Regions from separate parts of the Homo sapiens genome. Here region 1 is linked to region 2. The links are chromatin loops, found by intact Hi-C in ENCODE. Cell type or tissue: natural killer cell. All regions are shown on one strand. Each heading gives the region's core, and the rest is flanking DNA. Links, peaks and the distances in the headings are about the cores only. Region 1 has its middle 18 kb from the start of NTN1. Region 2 has its middle 13 kb from the start of MFSD6L.

The links. Hi-C counts contacts between places; a loop is a spot of excess contacts. Peaks named below come from ENCODE experiments on the same cell type or tissue, not always from the same donor. Only the 100,000 strongest peaks of a DNase experiment are listed, where the experiment ranks them.
Region 1: it touches region 2 in a loop (2.9-fold over the local background); 9 of 110 quality-filtered maps call a loop at or near these places.

The regions. Positions count from the first base shown.
Region 1 is chr17:9,001,760-9,004,660 of GRCh38, reverse strand. It overlaps a transcript of NTN1 not described here. Among named protein-coding and RNA genes, the nearest start is that of NTN1, 18 kb to the left of the region's middle. RefSeq lists an enhancer at 210-839 and silencers at 1,464-1,513, 1,544-1,653. In natural killer cell, for the core only: no CTCF peak of the experiment used is centred there; a DNase peak (open chromatin) is centred at 1,590; H3K27me3 peaks cover 1,148 bases.
Region 2 is chr17:8,784,546-8,787,446 of GRCh38, reverse strand. No RefSeq gene overlaps it. Among named protein-coding and RNA genes, the nearest start is that of MFSD6L, 13 kb to the left of the region's middle. In natural killer cell, for the core only: a CTCF peak has its summit at 1,452 (motif pointing right); a DNase peak (open chromatin) is centred at 1,446.

The DNA of each region.
Region 1 (2,901 bases), core at 142-2,641, 220 kb before region 2:
CACAGCCTGGCTGAAGGCGCTGGCGCGGCGCGGTCCTCTGGATTAGGGCTGCGGCGGGAGCGCACGATCCCGCTGCACCAGTGGGCTGGGGGTGCCGCAACAGGAAGGCCCCAGCATTCAAACTCCGTAGGCCGTACGTGCCCAACACTTAGCGCGTCACCGGATCCAGAAGGGATCAAAGGATAAAGCCTCCGTCACCCGCTCAGCAGATGTCCCCAGGCGGACCCGAGGGTCCCAACAGGGGTGGCGAGCAGGAGGCCGGGGAAGACACCGTGTCACCTTCCAGGCCGCGAGGGCGACGGGGCTGATAGCACAAGGAACTCGGAATAAAAAGTCTGTGCAGGTCGACCCTGTTTCTACTATCTATGCTTGTGCATTGAACTCCATTCACAATTTGGGAGCCCCAGAAGCTTGCCGTGTCGCCTCGGGCACGCTCCGGAGGGTCTGGGCCGCGGGCCCTCCTCTTTGGCGAACCTCGGGGGTTTTGGACGGACGCTCCCGAGCCCCAGCTCCGCCGTCCGCGCCTTGAGCAGTCGCCTGCGCCTCCTTCTAGATGCGCGTTTGATTTTCTAATCAATCTCTTTGTCCCCTGCGGCCTTCACCCGAGTCTCCAGTTTCCCCGTTTCCCTCGGCCCCCGCCTGGGTCCAGCTCTCGCCCGACTTTCCCGTCGAAGGCACTCGAGTGAGTGATTCCCGGGAGCCGAGGCCGAGGCCGGCGGGTCCGCGGCGCGGGCCGGAGCTGTATGGAAATGGCCAGAGGAGCCGGCGGGCGCGGCGGCGATTTATTCTGGGAGTGACAGCCCCTTTGAGCGCTCGGCGAATGGCATTTTCTGTCTGTGAAAGCCTTTCTTCCCACCTCTGTTCAGATTAGCCCGGGGGATGAATGCACCCATTATCCAGCCCGCTGACCATTCTGAAACGCCAAATTAATTACTAAGCACTGAATCAGGCGCCGGGGCCGGGGCACCGGGAGGTGTGAAAATAGCGAGCGGCTGGAGATGGGGAAAGCGAGGGGTGCAGCGCCGAGGGGGCCGGGCGGGGTGGCCCGGGGCGCGGGCGCGGCAGGGCCGGGGCTGGCTTGGCCGGCCGCCGAGCGCGACCTGCCGGCGTGACCGTGCGCGACCGCGGGGCCAGCGGGCTACAAAGGACCCGGGCGGGCAGGAAGGCGCGGAGCCGGGGTCGCGGCCCGGAGCAGGCTGGGGCTCGCCGGGACCGCGGCCAGAGCGCGCCAAGTGCGCAGGACGCGGGGCTGGGGCTCTGGCGTGCGCCCCTCGCCGCGCACCAGTGCCTACTTTTCCACGCACCGCCCGGGATGGCCGCCCCCAGACGGCCCCGGCCCGCGGCCACCCCCGCCATCCCCGCGCAGGCTCTACGCCGCTCCAGCTGCCCTCCGAGGCCTTCAAGAAAACTTGGGCGCCGCCCTCCGACCGCAGCCCCAGCCAGAGCTTCCCGAGCGCGGGGCAGCCGCGGGCCGCCCCCACCCGGCCGCGACTCGGGATCCGCGGGTGGCACTTACCTCCCCGAGGCGCCGGCGGCAGCGGGAGGCGAGCTCTCCGCGGCTCCCGTTCGAGTGCGCGGGGCACGGAGGAGCGCGCGCCTTTAAGACTCTTCCCCGAGACTCCGCCAGGTGGTGTCACGCCGGCCCGGCCCTCGCGGCTCCTCGCCCCGCGGCCACCCGGCTCCCCTGCCCATCGCGGGCAGAACACCAGCCTCCCGCTCGCACCCTGCGCCCCGCCGCTCGGGCTCCAGTGGAGCTGGGCCAAGATAGGATGCGTGTAACTTGGGACACACAACTATCCAACAGAAAGCCACCCAACCTACACACTCTAGCTTTGGTTTGTCTGGGAGTTGCAGGGGTCTTTTTGTTTGTCTGTTTGTTTGACCGAGTGCTGGGGGTAAAAATGGGGAGGAGAGAGCTGAGAAGTCTGACCCAAGGACGTGCGATCATGTCCCCACTGCCATCACCAGCGACAAACCTCAATTCCATGCTAACTGGTCTTTTTGCCCTTCATCCAAGATGGTCTGCTGACACGCCTCCCCCAATGACCATTAAAATGACTGAAGAGATAAAATAGAGGGAGAACTGTCGCCACTTAACACTAGGGGAATGCGTCATTCACACTCCTGAAACTTAGAAAAGTTTAAGAGGATCCGAGGGATGGCTGAAGGAACTCCACATTCATCAGGCGAGAAGCAGGAGCCGGCCTGGGAATCCCCAGCACAACACTCCCCCGGCGCGCCTCCTCCAAGCTCTGGGTACGTGTGACAGTTCACCCGCGAGGCCGGCGCCTGGGAATCTCTGCCGAGCTTAAGGCTGCTGGAGGACACAGGTTTGCCGGCATAAACTAGGATCCTAGCTTCAGGCCATTATTAAAATTTTACATCATATGCTTGCTCTTTGAAGAATCATTTTTTGACATTGGCATTGTGATTTCAAACTACGTTCATAATTAACTCAGTTTTTCTCTTTTTTTTGGTAGTGGGTGTGTGTGGGGGTGGGGGGCGGTGGTGGCGCAGGTGTGTGTGGGGGCGGGGGGCGGTGGGGGCGCCGGGCCCTGCTCAGTCATCCTGGCTGGAGTGCAGTACAGTGGCGGGATCATGGCTCACTGCAGCCTTGACCTCCCAGGCTCAAGAGATCCTCCCATCTCAGTCTCCCGAGTAGCTGAAACCACAGGTGCATGCCACCACGCCCGGCTAATTTTTAAAACACTTTTTATTTTGTAGAGACAAGGTCTCAATGAGTTGCCCAGGCTGGTTTGGAACTTCTGGCCTCAAGTGATCCTTCCATCTTGGCCTCTCAAAGTGTTGGGAATACAGGTGTAAGCCACTGCACCCAGCCTTCTAACTCAGTTTTTCTGCCTACATTGTTTATTGTCATTTCATTTACGTAAATGACTTCCT
Region 2 (2,901 bases), core at 308-2,807:
GCGAGACTCCTTCTCAAAGAAAAAAAAAAAGAATTATAGACAATACAGCAAAAACTCCTCATCTGCTAGCTTCCTTCTACAATTGCTGACTGTCACTGAGACCAGAAGCCCTGCCACTTGGTGATGTTTGTGATGTGGAGCAAAGCAGAAGGCATGCTCAGCATCCACTGGCTTTCCACAGCCATGTTCATGAAACCTTTATCTTTTTGCTAGCCTGGCTGTGAAATGGCTTGGAGACATGAGGCTCCACTGGACTGAAGTTCTTTCCAATCCTGGGAGCCTGCGGTGCACGACAGAAACGTGACTGGTGAGGTGTTGCTGTGGTTTGAATATTTGTCCCCTCCAAAACTCATGTTGAAATTTAATCCTCTATGTGACAGTATTGAGAGGTGGGACCTTTAAGAGGTGAATGGTTCATGAGGATGCTGCCATCATGGATAAGTGAATGGGTTAATGAATTAATGGGTTATTATAGGAGTGGGGCAGGTGGCTTTATAAAGAGAGAGACCTGAGCTAGCATGCCTAGCCCCCTCGCCACGTGAGGCCCTGCAACACTTCGGGACTCTGCAGAGAGTCCTCAGCCTGAAGGCCCTCACCAGATGTGGCCCCTTCACCTTGGACTTCTCAGCCTCCGTAACTTTAAGAACTAAATTCCTTTTCTTTCTAAATTACCCAGTTTCAGGTATTCCATTATAAGCAACAGAAAACGGACTAAGACAGTTGTCATCTGCTACAGAAGTAAAACTTAAAATATGACCCCTGGGCAAGTCACTTACCCCACTGGGTCTCAGCTCCCATGTCTGAAAAATGAGGGCCTTGGTCTCTGTGACCTTCTAAGTTTGTGCCTCTCGGCCTTGACGTGATTCCCTCCTTTGGGCCAAGGGCACACCAGCCCTTCTCACCCTGCAGAATAGCATAGCATTCTGGAACCCGAGAGATGCTGGGGCCTGGAATGAAGGTTCATCTCCTTCCCCAGAACCTGGCAGAAAGTTCCTGGTCTGTGTGCAGAAGGACCACATTGAGCCAAGACACCAGCCCTATAGGCCAATCGATCTGCCCTCAAAGCCAGGGTCTAGGGAGTGGTGGGATGAGCCAGAGGGGGCAATCTGTGGTGACTGGAACTTGGTGTCTGGTCGAGGCCTGCAGCATGGGGGGCTACTGCGGAAGGCAGAGGTCTGGGTAGGCACCTTCAGGGCGGGGCACCTTCCTATTGGCACTCAACGTTCCCTTTAGCTTTGTTCATGTCGACCCCCATAGGCTGCAGTTTTGGACACTTGCATCCCCTCTGCCCTTTGCAAGGGGCAGGCCACGCTCTTGGGACTGGAAAGCTATTTTCTGCCTCCACACGGGGGTGGAATGGCTGTAAGCGGGGACTGAAGAGGACTTCTGAAAGCAAACCGGGACAGGAAGGGAGAGGATTCGACCAGGGGTTCCGAAGCTCTCCACCAGGGAGCGCCAAACACAAGGGAAAACTAGCGTCCCTCTTCATTGGGCAAACCTGGTCCCTATTCCCTTCCCAAAGCTGCAGCTCAGGATGAGGCCGGCAACCTGAAGGCCCTTTAGTTCTTGGAGCTTGGAATTACAGAAAACCCCGAGGATCAGGTGCTGCTGCTGAGCTGGCTTTGTGAGAGACAGGAGGCGAGGCCAGGGTCTGGGAAAAGGGAGCAGCTGCAAAGGCTTCCAGTGGAATTGGCAGATCAGCCTGGCCAGCCCAGACAGCCTCTGGCAGCCTTTCCTGAGGATATGGACGACCCTGATGCTACTTTTGTCTTGATCAGTGTAAATGTGAAGAAACAGGATAAATAGCTGCATGTACTTTTTGAGTTTCCTAGGGCTGCCGAGGGACCACCTGAGGTCAGAGTCACAATAATAAAACCAATTTCACAGACCCTCACCTCCTGCTCCTCAGCCCCATCCCCTTCCAAGCCTGGCTGCCCAAATCTCATCAGTGTATATTCCAGTGCCTGCAGAGAGAGGCTCACAAGGATTTACAAATAAGTCCTATCTCACCAGGCACTCACTGGATCTCTGTCACCATGGAAGAGATGAGAAGATTCCAAGAAAATTCCAAGACCCTCCACTATCATATCAACATGTTACAATTTTCCTCTTTCAGGAAGCATGTGGCATCCAGAAACAGTGCTTCTTCCTATTGTTCTTGGCAAATTACATCAAAATCTGTGTGCTCTTAGCCCAGAAAAGAGATGACACTTCCAGGAAGGAGAGAATATAGCACCTGCTTTTGGCTAAAGCCCCTCTTCTCCAAGGTTGTACTGGCAGGTTTTCTAAATTTTGATTAGAGAATAGTGAGAAGCTTGCCCTTGGAGAGGTGAGTTAGGTAAGAGAGCTATGATTGGATGTCACCACTGAACCTACCTGAAATGAGGTAAGAGAGTTGGGAATGGATCCCACCAGAGGCCCATCATTTTTATGGCAAGTCATAAGAGGGATCTGAATGTCTCCCCCCATGACAATAGCTGTCCCATCTTGCCTTGGAGCTTGGCTGTCAGCAGCAAATAAACCTCACTGTGTCTGTCCCTGGGACTAGCGAGTCAGACCAACTCAGGGGCTCAAGGTGTTTGGATATTTGAAGAAGTCTTGCCTTCCACAGAAGACCAGAGGTTGTGTGGTGATATCTGAATTTTGCTTAGCATTGTCTTGAACAGGAACTAAAGAAACATTTCAAGAAGAAAACAATTGCTTTTAAAAACTTAACTCTTCTTTGTCATTTGGTGCTCAGAAATCTTTGTCTCATTGCAAACAAAAGAAACTAAGTAAGGGCAGTCTTGGAAAGAAGACGCACCAGGTACCATTACTGCAGTCATACTGAGGCCCACCACCACCACGACTACCACCAATGGAAACGAGAGATGGGGTTCAGATGTGGATGACAAAGATGTG